Regions from separate parts of the Homo sapiens genome. Here regions 2 and 3 are each linked to region 1. Evidence: chromatin loops called from intact Hi-C (ENCODE). Cell type or tissue: MCF 10A. All regions are shown on one strand. Region 1 has its middle 69 kb from the start of ZNF462. Region 2 has its middle 100 kb from the start of LINC01505. Region 3 has its middle 16 kb from the start of ZNF462.

The links. Hi-C counts contacts between places; a loop is a spot of excess contacts. Peaks named below come from ENCODE experiments on the same cell type or tissue, not always from the same donor. Only the 100,000 strongest peaks of a DNase experiment are listed, where the experiment ranks them.
Region 2: a loop joins it to region 1, with 3 times the contacts of the local background. A loop is called at or near these places in 4 of 110 quality-filtered maps.
Region 3: a loop joins it to region 1, with 2.5 times the contacts of the local background. A loop is called at or near these places in 2 of 110 quality-filtered maps.

The regions. Positions count from the first base shown.
Region 1 is chr9:106,793,350-106,795,849 of GRCh38, forward strand. No RefSeq gene overlaps it. Among named protein-coding and RNA genes, the nearest start is that of ZNF462, 69 kb to the right of the region's middle. In MCF 10A, no CTCF peak of the experiment used is centred here; a DNase peak (open chromatin) is centred at 1,022.
Region 2 is chr9:106,716,550-106,719,049 of GRCh38, forward strand. No RefSeq gene overlaps it. Among named protein-coding and RNA genes, the nearest start is that of LINC01505, 100 kb to the left of the region's middle. In MCF 10A, a CTCF peak has its summit at 1,403; a DNase peak (open chromatin) is centred at 1,392.
Region 3 is chr9:106,845,897-106,848,396 of GRCh38, forward strand. No RefSeq gene overlaps it. Among named protein-coding and RNA genes, the nearest start is that of ZNF462, 16 kb to the right of the region's middle. In MCF 10A, no CTCF peak of the experiment used is centred here; a DNase peak (open chromatin) is centred at 1,185.

The sequences.
Region 1 (2,500 bases):
CTGCTCTTGTTTACACTGCCAGTTTACACTGTTTCTCCAAGCCATCACAGCAGATATCTCCTGGTGCTATCCCCAAACCGCCACTTTTAACTCTTAAAGTAAATAAATAATCTTTGCTGGCAAGGCTATGCTGAACCTTCTTAGGCACTCTCTAATTGGATGTCCTAGGTCCTCCCAATTCTTGGTCCTTTAATACCTTTGTTTCTCCTTCTCTTATTCCGTTTAGTTTTTCAATTCATACAAAACTGTATCCAGGCCATCACCAATAATTCTAAATGACAAATGTTTCTTCTAACAACCCCATAATATCACCCCTTACCACAAAATCTTCCTTCAGCTTCATCTCTCCCACTCTAAGTTCCCACGCCGCCCCTAATCCCGCTCGAAGCAGCCCTGAGAAACATCGCCCATTATCTCTCCATACCACCCCTCAAAAATTTTCACTGTCCCAATACTTTACCACTATTTCGTTTTATTTTTCTTATTAATATAAGAAGACAGTCAGGAGTTCGAGACCAGCCTGATCAACATGGTGAAACCCCGTCTCTACTAAAAATGCAAAAAATTAGCCGGGCATGGTGGTGGGCACCTATAATCCCAGTTACTTGGGAGGCTGAGGCAGGAGAATCGCTTGAACCCGGGAGGCGGAGGTTGCAGTGAGCCACGATGATCCCGCCACTGCACTCCAGCCTGGGCAACAGTGCCGAGACTCCGTCTCAGGAAAAAAAAAAAAACAACACTGATTGAGACGATCCATGTAAAGTACTTAGTATAGTGCCTGAAGCAAAATAAATGGCCAATGAATGCAACTGTTATCAATCATTGTGCTAAGTTTTTAAAGATGACTAGGATTCCTGGGCAGGGGGGATCGGGGGCGGGGGGCCAAGAAAAAGTAGAGAAGGGGATTCTAAGGAGGCAAAAACACTTATGAAAACAAACCAGAATTAAGAAAGCTGGTGAAGAGTATGTGTTTGAAGGGAGGGGCAAGTAATGAGATTGGAAAGATAAGCTGGGTCCTGATTGTGAAAGGGCTTGTAAACCACATGAACAAGTTTGAACTTTATCCCTCAGGCAAAGAGTAAACAATGGAAGTCTTTTTTTTTTTTTTTTTTTTTTGAGACGGAGTCTTGCTCAGTCTCCCAGGCTGGAGTGCAGTGGCGCTATCTCGGCTCACTGCAAGCTCCGCCTCCCGGGTTCAGGCCTTTCTCCTGCCTCAGCCTCCCAAGTAGCTGGGACTACTGGCGCCTGCCACTACGGCTGGCTAATTTTTTTATATTTTTAGTAGAGATGGGGTTTCACCGTGTTAGCCAGGATTGTCTTGATCTCCTGACCTCGTGATCCGCTCGCTTCGGCCTCCCAAAATGCTGGGGCCACGGCACCCGGCCGACAATGGAAGTCTTTAAGCAGAGAAGTAACCTTATGACATTTTTTTAGGAAGAAAATCCTGGCAGAAGAGTGTATGAAAAATTGGAAAGATGCAAATCCAGAGGCAGGGATATCCGTGGGAAATGTTTGCAATAATCTTGGCAAGAAAAATCTAAGGTAGTGATAATGAGTGAGAAATGAAGTGGAAGAATTGGACTTGAGGAATATTCTAAGGTAGGATGAGCAGATCGTAATGATTGATAGAATGCAAGGAACAAGAGAGAAGGAAGAGTCTGTAACCTATAATGACTCAAGCTAGAATAAAGACAAGAGAAGCAGAGGCAGCATAGATTTTGTTGTTCAGATGAGCAGTATGTGTATGCAAGACATGCTAGTAGGACTGTTATACAGGTAGTTGGAAACTGGGTCTAGAGTTCATTGCAAAGCTCCGAGCTAGAGATATAAATTTGGAAGTCATCAGAGAATAGCGAGCAGTGAAAACTCCGGGATTGATTCCAAAAAGAGGAGTTGAACAAGCTTTCTTCTTGGTCTGTTGCATTACTTTCCCTGCTATTCACTCTTCTGAAATGAAGTGCAATCCATGTCACATGGTCTCCAAAAATAATGTCTTCAAGCCGTCCTAGAGCTATTCACCTTTCACATTTTTATTCCACAAAATGCAGCCATGGTTAAGTCACCTCATTGTCTCATGTAGAAGAAGCATCCTTTGGCATTGAATTCATCAACAAAAAAACTGCTCCTTGGATTTTTGGGACTGTTTTCTTGACAGAAACCAGCCTCTTACCATAAACAATTTATGCCTCAACTTTGTTCAGCCTCAAAATGTTGGAGGACTAAACTGACCATTTTTTACAATGCATACTCATTTTCAGGAAGTAGCTGCATACAAATTTACCAAGAAACCCATAATTTTATGACAAATCAGTGTTTCAAAGGCCCTTCCACCTTTTACATTTTTTCTTCCTCTCAAGTCTTAGCAGGCAGATTCTTCTCTACAAATAAGGCTAAGCCCTTTATCGTGTCCCAGGTCCATAATGAATTGCATGACTCTTCTAGAATAAGAAATTTTGATCACAGAATATGTCTCTAAAGGGCTAAGGATGATCTTAAGGGT
Region 2 (2,500 bases), 77 kb before region 1:
ACAAATGTACGCACCTGTGTCACACAAGTTTTTATTAAAATGTAGAATATTGTATCACTCTGAAAAATTCTTTTGCATGCTTTTCTAATCAATGTTGCCTTTGCCCTATCCCAACCTTGAAAGGAAACCATTGTCCTGGTTTAGAACTTCATATAAATGGAATCATACAACATGTACTTTTTTTTTATTCTGGTTTCTTTCACCCAGCATCATGCCTTGGAGATTTATTCATGCTGTTGTATCTGTCAATGGTATGGGATATTAAAAGTAATGGCAAAAACTGAAATTACTTTTGCACCAAACCTATGCAATGACATGAGTGGTTGTGGCCAAGTAATATTCCATTGTATGAATACACCAATTTGTTCATCCATTCACCTGTTGATGGATATCTGAGCTACTTCCAATTTTTTACTATAACAAATAAAGCTGACATAACATTCTTGTACGAGTATTTTGTGAATAAATGTTTTATTTCCTCTTGGACTTTATACATAGGATGGAATTGTTGAGTCATAGGGTATGTGCATGTGTAGTTTAATAAATAACTGCCAGATCTTTTTCCAAAGTTGTTGTACTCATTTTCCCTTCTTTAACAACACAGGAAAATGTGCAAATATTATTAAATTATTTTTAAAAGCAGTATAAACAACCACATGTATAGTATAACCTTGTTAACCTTATTATATACTATATATATATAGATAGATAGATATGCAAAAGGCTAGACAAATCTTTTCAAGTGTTAATAGAAATAATCTCTGAATACTAGGTTACAAATAATTTTCACTTTTTTTCTTGCATTTTTCTAACTTGCAACATCAGTATTACTTTAAGACAATATAAATTAGTTTTTCTAACTACAGGAAAAAGAAATGTCAGTAGACTACCGGATTAAAATACTCTCTTCTATCCAAAAAGGCCAAGAGATGCAAAGGATTAATCATGAACCCAGTTGCCCAGAGGTGGAAAAAAAAATCTGTTGTGGTAGACTGAAGAAGCAAGAAGTTATATGGTAAGGTTCATTCATAATTCACAAAACTGTTCATTGTGCAGGTCTTTTCTTGAATGCTTGAATTTGTGGTTAGGTAGAAGGACTTCTCTTCCCCTGCCTTTATTTATTCTCTGTGTTTATGTTGTGTTCCAGAGCTTTCTGCCTAGACAATAAGTCCTGTGTCTTGTTATTCTGAGGCAAGAACATAATAGATGCTCACTGTGTTTGTGGAAATACTGGACACTTCGTGGAAAGTGCATTTGACATGGTGGCCGTGTCTAAAACATAGTCATATCATTAATATCAATAATGTAGAAATTAAAGATACAATGGAATGCTTTTGCACAACATGAAAAATACCCAGTTACACATTGCATTGGAATGCAACTCCCCACTGCAGGCACAAGGAGGCTACTTAAACTTGAGAAACTACTTGGAAGCCATTCTCAGTGTGATTATTCTTTATCTTCAAACAGAAACTCAGATTACAAGGAGTAACTTTTCCCTCAAGGAACAGTATCAAAAAATTTTAAGTAGACCATATGGCATTTGTCAAATGAGAGGGGGGAGAAAATCTCCCACTTCTGAGGGATATTTATTTTACCTGTCAGGTCTTTAAAGGAGAGATTATATATAATATCTCTTTTAATCTTCACACGCAAAAAGGTGTTCAATCTGCCTACCTGTCTCTGTGGAAGTGTGAACCTAGGCAATAAAATTACTTTTCTCCCACAGCATAGCATAGCATAGTTAGATACTTTTTATGAAGCTACCCTAAAGCAGGATGTTGAGAACCATGTGCAGGGATTTCAAAGTTTACTTCTTCTTCTAACTGGAATGCTGTAAAATCAGAAACTTGTTAAACAGAAATAATATGGTAAAAAGAATGCAGATTCTGGAGCCAGAATCCTGCTTTGCTTCTTACTAACAATATGTCCTAGTACAAATCACTTAGCCTCTCTGTGATTTAGCTTCTTCATCAGTAAAATATTATCAAAATTGTAATTACTTCATATAGTTGCTGTGAAGACTGAGGGAGTAAAACTTTGTAAATGGATGAATTCTTGCTTAAAACCATGCCCAGCACATAGTACTTTTAACCAAAGTAAGTTATTATTATTATACTTCTTTAGTACATGTCATTCAGATGTTCAGAGAAGTATGATTCATTCAGAATGATTAAGGAAAAATCTGCTTGAATTAATGAAAAATGTAGATTATAAAATCCTTTTTTTAAAAATCCATCATGTTACTTTCAAAAAGATACAGATATTTAAACTAAAGCAACTAAAAAGTATTAATGCTAAAAGTTTCATAAGGGGCATACTTCAAAAAATGGGTAAGTTAACAGTTTGCTTATAAATGAACACGTCCTTTGAAAAGTGTCTTCTATTAAGTAGGGTAAGTATTCCATCACATCACACTATTTGCTTGGCTCCAGAACAATCATTTCCTCTACAGAAAGCAATTTCATAAAGTAAAAAAGCATCTTTAGGATAATTGATG
Region 3 (2,500 bases), 53 kb after region 1:
GCAACCTCCATCCCTCCAGGTTTAAGCAATTCTCTGCCTCAGCCTCTGGAGTAGCTAGGATTACAGGCGTGTGCCACCACACCCGGCTAATTTTTTGTATTTTTTTAGTAGAGATGCGGTTTCACCATCTTGGCCAGGCTGGTCTTGAACTCCTGACCTCATGATCCACCTGCCTCGGCCCCCCAAAGTGCTGGGATTACAGGCGTGAGCCACCGCACTGGGCCAGTCATTTGTCTTTAACTTTCTTCACCTATAGGGTTTATTTTGTAGATTAACTGGTCAATCATCTGGATTTTATGTCATCTTAGGAAAGCCCTTTCACACCCAAGACTATAAAAATATTGTCCCATGACTTCTAGCATAATTTTGTTTTTCTATGTTTATATTAGTCTGTATGCAATTTGTTTATGTATACAGTGTGAAAAAGAAATATAACCATTTCTTCCCAAGTAGAGATAATTCTTCAAAATTCAATGGAAAATAATCAATTATTTCTGACTGATTTGAAATACCATACTTACTGCACACTAATCCTTATATGTACATAGTCTGCCTTTGGACTTTATACTCTGTATTGTGCCGCATTCTCTGTTCTGCTATTGTATTCTGTTCTTGTGCCAATACCACATTGTTTTTATCACTATATGTTTATAACATCTGATGAGGAGTTAGTCTACATAGTAGTGTTACTTTTCTAAATGTTCATTTCCTTCTACAGATAAATTTTGGGATCAATTATCAAGGTAATAAAAAGATGTCACTTTGATTAGGACTGCTATGGATTTGTAGATAATTATATGGAGAATCAACACTTTACCATATTGAGGCTTTTCATATGGGAACATGACGTGTCTCTATATTTTTCATGTTTTATAGTCTTTTAGTAAATTTAAAATATATAATTATATAGGTCTTGCATACTTTATTGTTTATTCTAGATATTTTATGGGTTTTAAAAAATTGTCAGTTGAGTAAATGAGATTTTATCTCTATTGATTTTTTGGTATATATCTTATACCTGCGTCATAATTCGTATAGTGGCATATACTGAGAGTCATCTACCAAGAAGCCCTCTGACCACTTCTCTTGCTAACAGAATTCTGATTTTATTTGGAAGTAGCAATGTGCCCATTCCCAGAGGATGAATCATGATTGGTATAAGCCAGTCATATAGCAATCCAAATGATTGTGTAATTTCCTTCATGTTCACTTTCCCTACTACACTTGCCACCTACCTTTACAAAATATGTAATAAGGGAAATTCTGATAAATTTTACTGCTTGGTACAAGGAAAGCCCCTTTGTGCCTATCTCCATTCTTTCTTCCTACTTTCAATGCTGATGAGCTGGCATTATATCTGGTTGGAATAGCCATAACGTAGCCATGAGGCTACAAATATGAAGACAAAAAGGCAATGAGTTGCAATGATGGGGTAGAAATATGGAAACTGCTGAAGTCTTTGAAGATACTACAGAGCCACTGAACATATAGATAAACTGCCTTTTTCCAGATTTCCTTTTAAGGAAACAAGGTTTAAATTTTGGTTAATTCAGTTTCTCTAACTACAGCTAAATGCATCCAAACCTATTTAGATATTACTGACATATGGAAAAATTGTTGATTTTTGTATATATTCCTTGTATTCAGTTCCCTTGCTGAACTCTAATTTTTTAGAGGTTTGTTTTAGAGTTTCGAATTTGCATTTGCAGATAATGAATTTTGGTTTTGATCTTTCTAATACTTCTTACTATTTCTTGCATTATCTAAAAGGCTGGGACCTCAGTGAAGTGTTGAATTGTATCAGTAAATAGCAGGTATTCCTCTTTTTAATTCCTGACCTTAATAGGAATGCCTGTAATATTTCAGTAGTAAGTTTTGTGCTATAAATTTCTGGTTGATACTCTGACAATAAAAAAAGCGTTCTTCTAGTCCTGGATTACTAAAAATTTACTTTTGCTTTGTTGTTTTTTCTTAAGTCAGAAATAAGTATTATATCAACTACTTATTTGGCATATATCAAGATGATCACATGGTAGGTCTACTGCATTCAATTAATGTAATAAGGAACATCAATAGATTTTCTGGTTTTGAGCATCCTTGGTTTTCTGGGATAACCTTATTTATTCATGAAGAATCATTTCTTTCATACAACATGAGATTTTTTATATAAACTATTTTATACAGGAGTTTCAAGTCCATATTTACAAGTAATATTGCTATAAAGTTGTTTATGCATTTGATTTGCTTTGTTGGATGGTGAGATGACAAAATAATACTAGATGCAGAGAATGAGCACAAAATCTTTAAATAGTATAGGACTTTTACTTTAATGTCTAGACTTTCTGTACCCTTAGATTTTCCAATAAGCATTCATTACTTTTATAATAAAGAGTGAATACATATATCTGAGTATATATATATATATAAATTTAAAGATATTAATTTTTACATGACTACAATTGTGTGACATCACATAAGTTTTGATATGTAGTATTCTCAC